Linked DNA regions of Homo sapiens: region 2 is linked to region 1. A link is a loop called in an ENCODE intact Hi-C map of the cell type or tissue named here. Cell type or tissue: heart left ventricle. All regions are shown on one strand.

What was found. Hi-C counts contacts between places; a loop is a spot of excess contacts. Peaks named below come from ENCODE experiments on the same cell type or tissue, not always from the same donor. Only the 100,000 strongest peaks of a DNase experiment are listed, where the experiment ranks them.
Region 2: it touches region 1 in a loop (2.9-fold over the local background); 2 of 110 quality-filtered maps call a loop at or near these places.

Annotation. Positions count from the first base shown.
Region 1 is chr5:95,639,801-95,647,800 of GRCh38, reverse strand. It overlaps RFESD (Rieske Fe-S domain containing), which reads right to left and starts at 1,024. Exons shown (of 6, transcript NM_001131066.2): 1 at 984-1,024. In heart left ventricle, CTCF peaks have their summits at 939 and 3,299 (motif pointing left); a DNase peak (open chromatin) is centred at 1,000; H3K4me3 peaks cover 1,366 bases; H3K27ac peaks cover 1,753 bases.
Region 2 is chr5:95,941,610-95,949,609 of GRCh38, reverse strand. ELL2 (elongation factor for RNA polymerase II 2) reads left to right here. Exons shown (of 12, transcript NM_012081.6): 2 at 6,561-6,608. Among named protein-coding and RNA genes, the nearest start is that of ELL2, 16 kb to the left of the region's middle. In heart left ventricle, no CTCF peak of the experiment used is centred here; no DNase peak of the experiment used is centred here.

The DNA.
Region 1 (8,000 bases):
TCAGGTAGCACCCACGTTTTTATAAAAACATGAGGCTTGCAAGTAAACTATCCTGAAGACACAGAAACCTTTTAGCAAAGCAAATATGTATATTGGTGATATATATAGTATTGATATTTATATTTGTCACCAAAGATGGTCCTGAATTAAAAAAAAAAAGGAACGCTAATGTGCAACAGCTATGTTCACGAATGTTTACAATTGAACGCTTGCCCAATAATTTTATATAAAGTCACAGAGCTGCTCTGGAAATCAGCACCATCGTATGATGTTGAATTGTGATCACGAGTGAGCTAGACCTGGGTTTGCATCCCAGTTCTGCGTGATTTGGGGCAAGTTGCTTAACTTCGCTGTGCTGCAGTTTCTTTTACTTTAAGAAGGGCCCGCCACATAGGGGTGTGGGTAAAGCACATAAATGCTTTAACACATGTCAAATGTTTAGAGCAGGCCTAACCGCAGAAAACGCTCACAGCGCGTTAGCTGGCACCTCTAAGGTCCATCCAGCTCTGGCAGTTATCCTGCCTAACTTCAAGTTGTGTTTAACATTTCGGTAAAGACCGCCTGCAGTTCTGAGACTGCACGTGGCTGTCCAGGTGCTGCAAATTCTCGACACAGACTCCAGGAGGCGAGTATCTCCAGGACGGCCGGGGCTGCGGAAGCCCTGGAGCAGCTTCTATACTTTAGAGCTTTCATGGCACAAATGCCATGAAAGCTTGTTAAAAACGACCCGCGTACCCCCCTTAGGTGGCAGGTCTCAGGTGTGGCCCAAGTTTCAAGGTGAACAAGCTCGGTGAGTCTCCTGTGCCTGGGCGGAAGCCCGCCTTGGCGGGTTAACCGTTAACTAACGCTGAACCAAAACCCAAGAGGGCCTCAGGCCCCGCAGCGGCGCGGCCACAGCCGGAATGAGGAGTCCACGCCCGCAGCCCAGCCGGAAGCAGCTGGTCCCGCCAGCCCGCCCCCTGCGCGGCGAGAACAGAACTTACTGTCCCCGAGTCCTCGCTCCGCCTCCGCGTGACGCTACTGCACGAGCCAGAGCTCCAGACGTGCGCGGCGCCTCGACGGGGGCGGGGCGAGGCCGTCCACGTGACCCAAGAAGGCCCGCCCCCGGGACCGCCTCTATGGCATTGCCGGCAGATGACCCTGGTTGATAGAGATCTCTGGCCAACAGCGCCGCGCCAGCACCTTCAAACTGGCAGGCATACTCGTGTACTTGACAAATGTGGATAGCATCAGTTTACTTTTTAGTTGTTTGTTGATCTCATTACATTTATTCAAATTTTAGATGCGCCCAGCGACTTCATTCAGTTATTTACCCTATAAAAATATTTGCAGAAGGTCGTCGCGATGCTGGTAACCCATGTATAAGGATGTTAAGGCCGGGCGCGGTGGTTCACGCCTGTAATCCCAGTACTTTGGGAGGCCGAGGCGGGCGAATCACCTGAGGTCGGGAGTTTGAGACCAGCCTGACCAACATGGAGAAACCCCATCTCTACTAAAAATACAAAATTAGCCGGGCGTGGTGGCCCAGGCCTGTAATCGCAGGTACTCAGGAGGCTGAGGCAGGAGAATCGCTTTGAATCCAGGAGGCAGAGGTTGCGGTGAGCCGAGATCGCGCCGTTGCACTCCAGCCTGGACAACACGAGCGAAACTCCATCTCAAAAAAAAAAAAAATGTTTATTGCTGTGAAGTAGTGAAAATAGCTGAAGTGATAACACGGAGGAATGGTTCAATAAAACACAGCACAACAGTACAGACATGTGAATTACTTCGTAGCTGTGTACTGTATACTCAAAGGACAGGCCCATCATGTAATGAATATTAAAGGCAAAGCGTAGAATACTATATATGGTGTCCTCTCTTTAATGTAAACAATTATTTTTTGAAATACAAACATGCAGGTATGTACATAAACTTTTTCTCGAAAAATCAAAAGAAACAATAGTGGTTGCTTTGGGAGGAGATGGAGAGTTTTCACTTTCATATTATGAACTTTGCAATTTTGCTTTTTTCTCATTGTACTTCCCTGAATTGACAACAACAACAACAAAGAAAACCACCAAAACCCTCATATTTGTGTTCCGAGCTGGGAAACTAGATGAGCCTAAGTTTTTAATTTCCTTGACTACTTTCCAGTGCAGTGATTCTTAACCCTGGCTATGCCTTAGAGTCGCTTGGGAGTTTTGAAAAGTCGTAATGCCCAGTCTGTATGCCAGACCAACAAAATAAAACACAGATTATTTGGGGTGGGAAGGGAGTGGGCAGATTCAATGTATGTTTTTAACTTCCTGAGTGATTCCAGTGTGAACCCAAGGTTGAACACTACAACTTGTATTTAGTATGGTGACATAGTGATCTCAGGCTCTAGGGTGGCCCAATGAACTGGGGCAGCCGAAACCCAGGAACTTTGTCCATTTACCTCAGTGTGCTATATAAATGCCATTTTTTAAATGAGCCTCAACATGTAAGAAGTTGAATAGCTCAGAATAATTTGTTTCCAGTGCTAGTTTCTTCTGTTTTTTTTCTCTTCAATACAGTTTTATGGTGATCAATAATATTTTATTGGGTCATTTCCCTTTTGGCCATTTTTTTCACTGACCCAAACACAAATTAACTATCTAGTTTTGATGTATCAGTTATCAAAGATATAAAATATATTTTGATTTATTGTAATTTCCATTATCTGTTAGTCATCCCAAATGATTTTATTGGCACATGGAAGGTGTTAGTAGTCCCCAGCTTGTCATCGAAGGATTAAATAAGGTTTGCCATTTTAGAAATCCTTTTTTGCTTTGTCATATTCTGGGCATTAAAAAAGGACACATCTTAGATCCATCGACCTTAAATTTGATATTGAATAAACTGAAGACCTCAGTAGTTATACATGCATATACACACAAGTAGGATGAAAGAAGAGAAACTTTCTTTTATCTCTACCAAAAGTATTCATATGGTTAGTCATGTGATGTTTGGAAAGCTATAATGGAGGTCAGAATAAACTACCCTTCTCCACTTCCCAAGTGCACACACACACAAATGCACAAAACCATTCACACACAGGCATGCACATTAGGTAACAGCAAGAACCCATCCAGTCTATTTGGAAGTCATTATTGTTCAGAATAAAGTTCATAATTTCTACTGTTATTTTGCCTTTTTTTTTTCTTTAATAGAACAATGTTAGCAATGCTACCACTAAGTTTCACCTGTGGCCATCTTAGGGCAGGTACTACCTTTTCTTTCCTTCCTTCATTTGTTCTTTTAGCCTTTCCTTTTCCGCGCTTCTAACTTTGGCCTATTAGTGACACCTAGTGGTTCCTGTGGCCAGCTTTCCCCCTGATTTTGGCTCTCAATATCTTCATGTGTGGTTTCAACTGAAAGTTGTGAGCCTAGTCCCTCTGCCGTGAGCATCAGGCTGTTTCTAGGCAGACTTTTCAGGCACCAAGACTCCCCTCTTAGAGAAGTTAAAAACTTGCCTTCAATCCTAAGCCACAATCTGTCTTGACTGCTAGTGAAGGCACCTGTGTGCTGCTAGTTTCACTACAGGGAAGTTTGAAGGGTGTCCACCAATCTGGATTTCCTACTCCTTCACACCAGAAAAGGGTGATAATACTGCCCTTACTAGGCCCTGGAACTCAGATTACATGACAGTGAGTGTGGCTCTAAATACCACCTATGTGCTTATGACTCCTAAATGAATGTCTCCAGACATACGTTTGTTGGGGATGCCTACTTGACATTTCTATGGGGCTATTGTGGCAGAAACAGTGGTGTTCACCAGATATCCCATCAACTACCCCACATTTTCCAGCTCCACTTACAGTTTTTTGCGGCCACATGGCCAGTTTTGAACAATGGGCTGTAGACTGAAGCATAGAAAAGCTGAGATGAGACTTCTCCAGTTGCCTCTTTCTCTGTCATAAGAATTAACAACATTCTGGATGGTGGAGCCTCCACCAGCCTGGGTCCCTGAGTGACTATGCAGAACAGAGACTACATCTCCCCACCAATTTCCTAACTTCCACTAGGCCGTGAAAGTCACATAACTTAAGTGAGAAATAAATTTTTATTATGTTAAGGCCCCTGGAATTTTAAGGTTGTTTTTTATTATAACATACAATAGTTTAACCTGATAATTCATAGCTATCTCTAATTTCATTGTGTTCAAAATCGAAATACTAGTTCTCTCCCATAAATCTGCATTTCTTTGTCTTCTCCATCTCTATAAGTGACAACACTGTCCATCTTCAGGCTTAAGGGAGAAATCTGCATGTCTTCCTTGACTCTTCCCTTTTCCTTGTCGCACCCCTTCCTGCCCGTCTGTAGAGAAAGGAGTTCGCATAGCTGACCTGAGACTGCTATCCTTAAAAAGGTCTGCTTGTAAGGTTGGCCCTTCGCTGACATGTGAGAACTTGGCAGGTAAACAGTCCCTTACTGTCGTGCCAAAGCCCTATTAACCTCAGTAGGAAAGGAACCAGGTTCAAGAGGCCGAAGAAGAGACCTAGAGCCAGCAAACAAAACATGGTGTTTTATTAGGTGCTTACAGAGTCCAGTGGTGGTGGGATGGGCAGGAAAACTGCAACCGCCTGCAACCATCATGCAGTTTATATGGTATTTTCACTTTATACCCTCCCCCTAACAATCTCCACCTGGCAACCTTCATGTATCCCAAAATTCAGGGCCTCAGTCCCCTATATTAGATGTTTCTCATAGATAAAGAATGACTCTTCAGGTTAGCTACTCCCAGATTCCCTAGCTCAGAACATACATTCAGGTGCATCTGCCATATGGGGTCATTCTGAGGGTATGCATAAATTATTACTATCAGGTGAGTTTATCCGACACCTACACCTACACATACAAAGCTTTCCCTAAATAATAAAAGTGATTCCCTGTGCGTAAGCTATTTGTACAAACAATGCACTTGCTTTTCCTTCTGAGATTCTAGAACTTGGTACCTGCTAGGCAGAGGTGCCTGTGACCAATGTCCAGTAAAAACTCTGGCTGCTGAGGCTCAGTCTTTCCCTGGCAAAAACATTGCAGGCATGTTTCTACATTTTCATTTCTGGAGGAAGAATGCAGTCTGTGTGACCCCTCGCGAAAGGGAGAACACTTAGGAATCCTGCACACGAAGTCTTCCATGCTCTGCCTGAGTCTTTTTCTTTACAATCCAGCTGTGTATCCTTACTACGTTTCTGTAATAGCGTAACTGTAATGAGTCCCAGAATCTAGTGAATCTCCAAATGTGAAGGGGGTCTTAGGGACCCTTGATATCCCCCCATATCTAATCCAGCACTGAGTCCTGCCAATTCTTCCTAAAATTTATCTGAAATCACACCGCTTCTTACCTTATCTGCTATCACCACCCTGAAGGTACCATCATCTTTTATTTGTGTTGGACTTTGAGAGGGCCCAATAACACCTTTCTTTTATTTTCTGCCTGAGTTTGGAACCAGTTGAGAGACACAGAAAGAGATCAAGGTGTGAGCTTTATTTAATTATGAACGTCTCAATTGGGGTGGCTTAAACATGCAGCCAAAGGGACTAACAGCCTCCTGAATTAAACTTATGTATCAAAACTCTCTTAAAACTGTCCTCTCTAGCGGACAGACTAGATTGTACCCTCTCTACAGGTACACAAATCTGTAGAAAGAAGAAAGGAGCTAAGCTGAGCATACCAGGAGAAGTGAGTGAAGGTTGGAGATTTGACTAGCTGAAACACTTCTTGTTCACTGCTGATTTTTATCTTCCTGGTGGGACTCCAAGTCCTGAGCATTAAGCAAATGATACACAGCTGACGTAAGTGGGGGTGTGGAGAAGAGAGTCTGATCAGCAAATACCACCGAACCTACATTGAGCCTGAAGCAAAACACTGGCCATTTGTACCAAGCCAGGCTTAGCAAATACACACAACAGAGCTATGTGGGCCCAGCAAAGGCAAACCCCAGAGAGCTTTAGGTGACGTGGGCCTCGGGTGCAAGCTGCTGCTCCTTGACCTTCAACAACATTCAGAACATATTCATTCTGCTACACTGAGTGTTAGCAGAGATAGGGAGGCCACAAAGACCTAAGAAAGCAGGTATAACTAAGACAAGGTCTAAATTATGTCTTTAAGGACTTTGGCCTTTCAGACAGTAGTGGGTAGAGTCAGGTTTGCTGCAGTTAGAGGTAGTGATATTGATGAAACTGAAGCTTCAGGTTCCCATATTTGCATGGGGCCTTCCAAGATCCTGAGGTCCTGAGGGACACTAGTAATGTGTTCACATGGTCATATGCTCTCGCCCTCTCACCCCTACCCCTCACATATATAATTATATATAATTTGGTAACAAACACAAAAATACAGAAAAATACAGGGAAACTCTATTCCCAAACGCCCATTTGAGAGTATAGTACCAATCTGATGCCCCGTCAGTCCCTAATGCTTTAGTATGTATTTTCTCCAAATCTGGACATTCTTCTACATAACCACAATACAACCATCCAAATCAGGAAGTTAACACTGACACACTACCATCTAATCCTCAAATTCAGTTCAGAATCAAGATTGTATGTTTAGTTTTCATGTCTCTAGCTTTCTTCAGTCTGAGATATCTCCTTAGTCTTTCTTTAACATTTATGATATTTGCATTTTTGAAGATTACAGGCCATTCATTTTGTAGAATATCCCTCAGTTTGAGTTCATCTGATGTTTCCTCCTGATTAGATTCAGGTAATGAAGGCACATCACAGAGACTGGACTTTGAGCCTCTGTAGGCTGCCCCTTGATTCCCTTCCCACTGGGCTTGAGCTGGCCGTGCTATGTCACTACACCATGTTGCCATCTATCCCACTAGGGCTCTGACACTCCTCTGTGAGCCACCTTGGTCACTCCTCCTTCTCATCCCCCTAGCCAGCATGTGTGTCTTCCCCGCTCTGTCCCACCTACTGGCTTTAGGACTGAATTGTTCAGAAAGGAGAAAGAAGACAGGGAGGAATAATGATAATAATGTTTTTGTAAAATGTGTAAAAGCAAAGTAATTTAACTTCTGTGGATCAAGGCCATTGTTTTTCTTCTGTCACTCAGACATTTTGGGGACCTGGCTAAGGGGCGTCTGAGTTGGAAATACATTTAGTTTGGTTTTAGTGGGATATAGTTGTATGGTTTATAGCTTCCAAGAATTCTCCAGTTGCCCACTGTGGTGACTCTCCCTGTATACCCAAATGAGGGTGAGGGCGAGGGTTCTCTCAAAATGTGAAGGTGGGACAGTGCCCGACATGGAAGTATGTGAGTCCTAGAGCAGAAGCCAGATTTGAAATGGATGGAGCCAGAAATTAGGCTGTAGAAAATTCTATCATCAGATGTTCGGTAATGTTGTAAGTATGGGATTCTGTTCTCATTGACAGTACACATGAAATGTGCTTAATAATGACATCATGTAAACTATAAATCCACCACGTCTTTTTTGATGGGAATCACGTGAAATAGAATTTATCAGAACTCCTATGTCTAAAGTACACAAACCTGTACCGAGTCTACAAACTAAGTTTGTTTTATGCTTCCTATCAATTAAAAAAAGATTAATACTGTAGGAAAGATTGAATTATCTATCTGTTCCATTTATATAAAATATTATCATAAAATTATTGTGTGAAGGGATGACTAGAGAGTAAGTAGACAAGATTGTAGACAAAAAGTATTATAGAGGTATGCCTGGCAATTAATGTTTGCTGTTATGGCCATTTTAAAATATTTGTATTTTTTGTGATCATTCTTTCTAATTAAATATTCGCTTTTACATATATTTTTAAATGTATTGTTTTGTATCTTTTTCTTAAAGAGAACCCTTCCCCACTTCGTCACCTAAATCTATACCCAGCTGCATTTAAAATGTAAGGCGGCTGAGCTCCGCGTGTGCCTAACTGGAAATTGTCTCTGTGGGGTTGGGGAGGCAGCACTGCTTCAGATTTCATTCTGCCTTCTAGGCCAGAGAGGGAACTGTGGAAGGACAAACCTTGGATTC
Region 2 (8,000 bases), 300 kb before region 1:
TTAAGAATTCTTGAATTAAGTAAAGAATAATTCAAGAGTTAACCTTTAGTTAACTCAAAGTTCCATGATGGGTTCAAAAGGGAAGCTAAAGGTGTCTCAAAAACATCTCTAACCTTAAAGAATAAAGTTGGAAAGATCTCTATAATATTTTTTAGAAATATTGTTATTTTCTAGGCCCAGAATGCTATTTCTTGCTTGTATATTTGTAAAACTGACAGTTGTTGATAAGGGAAAGGTAACCACACATTTAATTTGTTTACATGGGTAAGCAATATGTAAATAATCAAGAGATGGTTATAAACTACCTTTATAGGATAACTTTTTTATTCAACTCCAAAAAAACAGCTGTGCTCTTCTCCCACCCCAAAGGAATCATGTCAGAATTAATATTCCTTAGGAAAATGAATATTTCTTAGGAAAATGACTCAGTAAATTATATATTACTTTTATAGTTCTGATATATTGTGAGGAATAGTCCCTGGAAATAAGTGTACATAGATCTCTTTGGTCATAGAGCAATTCTTGTTGCAGTAGCATTGGCTTGTAAATGCAGATGTCAAGAGTATAACCAAACTTAAGAGCATTTTAGCATTGCCTATACTACTATTCTGTGCTTAGGAATGCCCAACATTTCATAAGAGGTATAAAGGGTAAATTCAAGGAGCTTCTAAGAGCAGTGAAAGTACTAAAATTTGACAGAATCTTTTGACTGCAAACCATCACTTTTATCAGGTTGTTGAAGGAGTTTCCCTAGCCAATTACAATCTGCCTTTGTGTTCTTGGTTGGAAATAGATACAAGATAACTCTCTTACTTATAGCTCAAATACTATTCCCTTAAGCCCTAGAGTAACTTGATTTTCAGAAGAGCTACTTGGTGAAAATATTTACTTAAAGCTAAAAGCAAAAGTTGAAGCCTTACCTGAAACTCATTTCTAATGGGAATGTATTCAGCAAATGTTTAAAGATACAATGAGTTGAGGTCATGTTTATACAATTAAACTTAGGCTAAAAAAATTTGGATAAAAAACTAACATGCTTTAGACATTTGCTTATAATGGTATTGACTTCTAAACTTTTTCCTGGTGGCTCTCTTAATAACACAGTGAGTGATCAGATACAAAATAAGTGGTGTAGAGTTCTGTTTCTTCCTGTGGCTTTTTTTTTTTTTTTTTTTTTTTTGAGGCGGAGTCTCGCTCTGTTGCCCAGGCTGGAGTGCTGTGGCGCCATCTCGGCTCACTGCAAGCTCCGCCTCCCGGGTTCACGCCATTCTCCTGCCTCAGCCTCCCGAGTAGCTGCGATTACAGGTGCCCACACCACACCCGGCTAATTTTTCGTTTTTTTAGTAGAGACGGGGTTTCACCATGTTAGCCAGGATGGTCTCTATCTCCTGACCTCTTGATCCGCCCAGCCTCCCAAAGTGCTGGGATTACAGGCGTGAGCAACCACGCCCGGCCTTATGGCATTTTTAAAAACATTCAAGAGCTGCAGCCTAGTTAACATGTTCTTTTCTAAAATTGGGATTAAAATCAGTAAAGCCTTTGAGGTTCTTTTAAGTATTTTTCTAGATTGCTAGATATCTTAAAAGAATTTCTGAGTAACAATGAGCTTAGTTTGCCCTGTTTGGATAAGTACATACAACTATTCCATAAATGAGTGTTTTATTATGTATTAAATAAAATGGTAACAAATATTTATGTTCTTTCACTATACATCATCCTTAAAGGAAAAAAAAACTATTTTTTTCAGTTTTTAATCAGAAACTGAACTAAATTATACTTTAGTTTTTTTGGAAATTATAATTACTTTATGAAATTCATTTTCCTTGGAAACAAAATGCCAAAAGAACTGAGTGAACATTTAAGGTCTTTTAAATATTTAGCACTAGGGGGTAACACATTTCAGAGGCAAGAGAGAAAGAAAGAGTACTGTATTTGGAATTCAGAGGACTGGATTTAAGGCCCAACTCTGCTAATCACCAGGTCTGTGATCCTAAGCGATGTACTCTACCTCTTAGAGACTCATTATTTATTCTGTCTCTGAAATGGGGGATAATGATGCTTTCCTACCACCCAGGGCTGGTTTTAGGAGGCTCACTTGAGACGATAGATATAAAAATGCTCTGTGCCATACATTAGAAAACTAAATAAAAATTATTCTTGTTGAGGAGTCAAGCTGTATAGGTAGAACTATAAGCATGTCAAGAAGTCAAGTTCTAAATTCAGGGCGTGAGGTAAAAAAAGATTGTATATAGTCAAAATTTCAAGTTTCTAAATTGTTGTGAAGAATAGTACATATTGTCTTGTCTGTACAACCCTGAATAGTAATCTGCATATGTGTACAGTGTGTATAGTGGTATACTTCATATATAAAGAGAACATATACAAAATGATTTTACAATACTTTTTTTTTTTAGCTGAGCACGTAATACTTGTAAGTTACATATGCCTAAGACTCCTGTATCATAACAATCAGGAATAAGACAACCTATGAAAAAATATACCTTATGTAGTGGAACAGTAGATGCTGGGATCTGAACAAACAGCTAATGAGATTTAACTCATAGTTACATAGTTCCAAGTTAGCAAAATGGTGGCACCAGAGTTTTGTTTGGCTAGAAACAGGTTTAACATTTTTAAATTTGGATTTTTTTCCTTTGGGCATTCATTTTCCAGGTACTCACCACTCCTTGTTGCCTTACATCCATCTGTTCCAAAGACCTTTGGGTCTTTGAAGACATTGAAACATTGAGTGTTTGACTTCTGGTTTATCCAAAGGAAGGTCTCACTGAGGAAATTAATGTTGAGCTTGAATGTTAAGTAAGCAATAACTATGGATTGGCAAAGTAGAGCTTGGGAATTTATGCCAGGTTGGAAGAACAGGAAAGAGTTAGAGAGGAAAGTCTTTGCAAAACAAACAAAGGTTAACATAGCTGAGCCATTGTTGGGAGGAAGTGGAAGATGAACTTGGTTGATTCTGGTTGATCTTGGTTGATAGCGGATGTGTTTTCTATTTAGTAGTTGGCTTTGTTTTGACAGACAGTGGTAAGAACTACTGTGGGCCAACAGTGGTATATGAGAGAGGTTCTGCTGGCTATTTGAACAATTTGGAAGGACTTCAAGGAAGGGAAAAAGCCATTGTCTAGTTGTGAGGTGATAAGGGTCTTGCTTTTGAAATGGAGACTAAGAACTTAATTTGAGGGAGTTTGGGGCAGAGTGGCCAGATTTGGTGACTGGGAGCCCTGGAGCCACGCTGGCATCATCTTTCTTTGGTGTCTGATATTCAAGCTTTCAGCACATCTTATCATTTTTCCTGGGGAATATCTGCTCTGTCCACTATCCCCTGTTAGCTGCAGATGCAGTCATACTAACTTAGGCCTTTATTACCACTTCCAGGGTATTTCTAAAGCATCCGCCCGGACTGCACTAGCTCACTTCTCCACCCCTGCCCTGCCCTGATCCATCTCTCTCCATCTATTTTACACATAACTGAAAGAGCTGCCTTCCCCCAAAACACTTCTTTGAGCAACTCTCTTATACAAAAAATTGAGAGAGCCTCCAATAGTTTATCAAGTTAAAGGCAAGAGTAAAACCCATCAGTGAGGGGTTAGGGAGGGGATTAGGGCAGGATTATTTCAGAGTGATAAACTTTTTGGACAGAGTCATCCTGAGGTCTGAAACTTAAATTATTGCCCTATTCTGTAGCAAATAGAAACTAAAAATGAAGACACATTTTGAGGATAAGGAAAAATTAGGCAGGAATTTACAGGTCAGATCTCATCCTTGCTGTTGTATTTCAAGTGGGAAAGAAGCGTACACATACAGACCTGCCCTCTGACCATACAGTGTCCATTCCTGTCTTCTTGCTTTTTTCCTCAGGGTATTCTCTCTCCTTGGAACTTACCTTTTCTAAACTGCTATTCAAGAGCCACCTTTTCAATAAACATTTATGTGTTCTAACCCGTACTGTCCTTTTTGAGAATTCTTACTACACTTCCCAGTGCTACTTAGCCTAGTACTTAATCATTCTCAAATTTTCCCCAACTAAAAGATGAACTCTCTGGCATGAGGGATTATGCCCCCACACTCTTGAATACCCCATTAACAGATGTGTGTGGAACATAAGGTAGTAGAAGAAAAGCAGCATGGCAAAATAGGGAGATTGAGTCTTGGGTTCTGATCCTGTGGGGCATAGGCGCCAACTGTATTATCTCTAAGGCCTCATCTGGATTTGGAATCCTGTGATTCTAGTGGCATGTAGTATGTAAACGACTAATAGAATATGAAGTCGGGGAGAGAAGAGACTGTAAGTTAATTTTAAGGTGGCGAGCCTGGATAACCAAGAGGATAAAAGTGCCTTTGCCAGAAAAGTAAGAAAGAGGTGACGGTTTGGTTGGGAAGGCTGGGGATGGGGGAATTAGTTTCATATTTGCCAGTCATTGAGATTTGCTGCCATTGTGAGTTTCTAATGCAAAATGTCCTATCAGCAGTAGTAAGTAGCAGGCTATGCAGAGGTGCCAGCTGAGGAATGGAGAAGAGATTCAGAGTTATCACCCAACAGGTTCAGTGAGCCTCCAGGATGAAATGGATCTAGAAAGAGGAAAGGAAAGGCACTAGCCTTTCGAAATGAAAGGTGTGATCAGAGAGCTGGGAGGACTGATGGATATCCAGTGGGGATATCAGCAATTTGAAAGCTGAGAAGTTTGCATTTATCTGACCAAGAAGAATCAATGAACTTGTTGGAGAGAGAATTTCAAATTTCATTGGTGAGCTGAAGACAACCTCTGAGTTGCCAGAATTCAAGGAGGGAAGTGTAATGAGGGAAGTGTAATGAGGTTATGTTCAGTGCTTCTGATTTGGAGAGACATTCAGAAAGCAGGACTGATGGAAATATTGTGAAAGCTGGAACATGAACCTGTATAATCTCAATTGTAGGGCCACCTTACTCTTCCACATGAAGAGGGGCTACCTAGGCCCCTATGGGCATGCTTTCATTACTTCAGGAAGAGTGAGTTTAGCTGTGGAAAGTAGTTTGGGGGTGGCATTTTTCGCCTTAAGAAAGTTAATCTATATTTATATTTTCATAAAAGACCATGAATTAGAATGAAAATCTACTAAAAAATTGGATTTTAAAAATTCAGGTACTACCTTTTTATTTTTCCTTTTTAAAAAGCTCACTTCTCCCACACCAATAAATGAATTTGTTACCCAGTAGTACTTAGATTCTGCTGATAAGTCTAAAGTTAAATGATCTTTTATGGTAGTAGAACAGTAACAGTATCCATTATAATGTTTTCTCCAAGAAGATATTTGTTTATTCATTTTTATCAATAATAATAAGATAGCTAATGTTACACTTGATTTTACATTCAGGTGGTCTGTCTTTTAAAGAAGTTCTTATCTTTATTTCTCTTTCTCTTTCATTTATTATAATCCCTATTAGTAAACTTTTAAGTCTGCAGAGAAGTTTTGGGAAGCATTTGGAAGTAGTAGGTGATGTGCTATAGCTGAGGTGAGGAACATATTAGTGCCTCTATATTTTTATTTGGGGTAGAGATGAGACCAGAAACCACTGTTTTTGTACATTGGATTTGAATATGAAGGTGTGAATAGTTTATAGGCTGATGTACTACCATTAAACATTACCCAAATCTGATTTCTTCGTGGGTTTCTGTTGGCAATTTGGAAAAGCTTTCCCATAGAAAAATATGCTGGTGACTTTGAATACAGGAAATCATGCAAAAGACTATGGCTGACATTTATGATAACAGCTTTTCTTCTAAATGCACAACTCTATGATAAAATATTGAAGTTATCAAGAAGAAAAAGCTCATAATAAAAAACACTGATCTAGAAATTACATTCTCCTGGTGAGAATCATGTGAGAGAACTGGTAACCTGTTTGGCTCTCAATTAAAAACAAATCTCTGATAAAATGTGAGAAAATAGCAAACAGGTTTATTCTCAAATATTTAATTTTATATTTCTAGCATCCTGTTACAGTATTGCAAAGTTCCTCCAATTATCTCTTCCCTCCTCCCACCCCTATTAAAAATATACCAGGAAACTATGCAACAATACAGTTTTTTTAATGTAAAATTGAATTGGTATACTAACCATTTTTTGCCAAATCATGTTGGTCAGTTTCAAAAACATGATTAGCTGCACTGCCAAAAAATATATTTTGTTTGTGTGGTTCAGAGAGAAATGTAAATAGTGTGATATGGTTCATCCAAGGCATCTTAATATAGTAACATGCAAAAGAAAGTATATAATGAAAAGAGATTTTCACACATTATGACACTGACCAAATACATATATTTCTTTCTTTCTTTTTTTTTTTTTTAAATAGAGATGGAGGGGGAGGTCTCACTGTATTGCCCAGGCTGGTCTTGAACTCCTGGCCTCAAGTGATCCTCCTGCTTCAGCCTCCCAAAGTGCTGGGATTAGAGTCATGAGTCACTGTGCCTGGCCCAAATAACATAGATTTAAAGTTTAAACATTTAGTTCTATGTCACAGTAACCAAGGTTTACCTGTTTGTTTCTTTTGTTTCTTTTAATAGAATTTAATTCCTTTTCGACCTTCAATCCAGTTCCAAGGACTCCACGGGGTGAGTACTCTTATTGATTTAACAAACAAATCTAATGTTCTTGCACGCTATTCAACTTTTAAAATCCGTTTTCAGTTGACCCTTTTATTATAATCAGCCACTCATTCTGTGAGCTTTGTGACTAAATGAAAATTTCTGACATCTTTAAGATGCTTGAATTATCTTATTTTATTAACTTACTTTTAAAAAATTCATATATGGTTATTGATATTGACAGTGTTTTTTTATCCATAACATGGATAATTGCATGTTTGAACCTTTTTATTGAAGTATAACGTACATCAAGGTATTATGTGAGTATGTATTATCACAGCTTAACATCCATACGGGATTATTTATTTCAGGCAAGTTATGATTGTAATTGCTTTTACTATTAACAAAATTTTGCTGTGTGTGCACTTTTTTAAGTTGTATATACCAGGAAATGAAATATGTAAGTAGAAATTGAGTTTTTCATATATACAGAATAAACAAAGTTTTCTGTGTATTTTATTACTGCATTTAAAAGCACAATAAATGATAATGCCTAATAAAATGGACTTATGAATTTTGTCTTTATGATAGATGATAAAGTTTACAGGAGTAGAATCAGTACTTTAAAATTATTACTATTAATATTTCATAGTAATAAAATAAATAGTAGACTCAATTATTCTTTTTGCTTCTTCATTTAAATTAATATGTATTCTATATTTGCCTCTATATATTAGCTATAAAATGGAAATTTGTAATATCCGTAAATGGATTTTTAGAGCTATAGAGAAAACATAAGCTGAGGGAGGAAGATTCTTGATTATTGTAAATCTACAGACTTCTGAATTTTTCTTATGTCACAAAATGCAAAAGTGTCAATTTAAATAAATAGTCTTTCTAACCTTTATAACTGGAAAACAGTTCAAGAGTCAGATTAATTACATCATTCAACACAGGCCAAGAGTACTTCTAAATGTGTTTTGTAATGCTTACTTGAAGGAGATGTTTGTGTGGATGTCAGAGTTTTGCTTCTACATGACAGCTTTACAATTAAGTCCTGTTTTCCTCTTCAGTGACTAAGTGTTCATGAATGGGATCCTAACTGGAATAAGTATTCTTCTGAATTTTGTTGTATAGCTTTTTAGTAGGTAGTCATTAGCACATGCTGATTTTCTATTTGAGGGCTTAGTTCAGGTGTTTATTTAAGGCTTCTTGAGTTTTCCTGCAAATTTTAATGGCAGCAATAATATCTGAAGAGATGTGCCAGGGTCAGGCCTAATTCTACCAGCCCTGGAGGGCTCCATGGATTTTCACTAAAGGATTATCTTGGGAGAAGAGGGCTAGAGGAAGAGTATAAGGTTTGAGCTGCATTTCTCTTACTAGGAGCAGTAGGGTTCTAGGGCTGATGCTTCCCTTAAT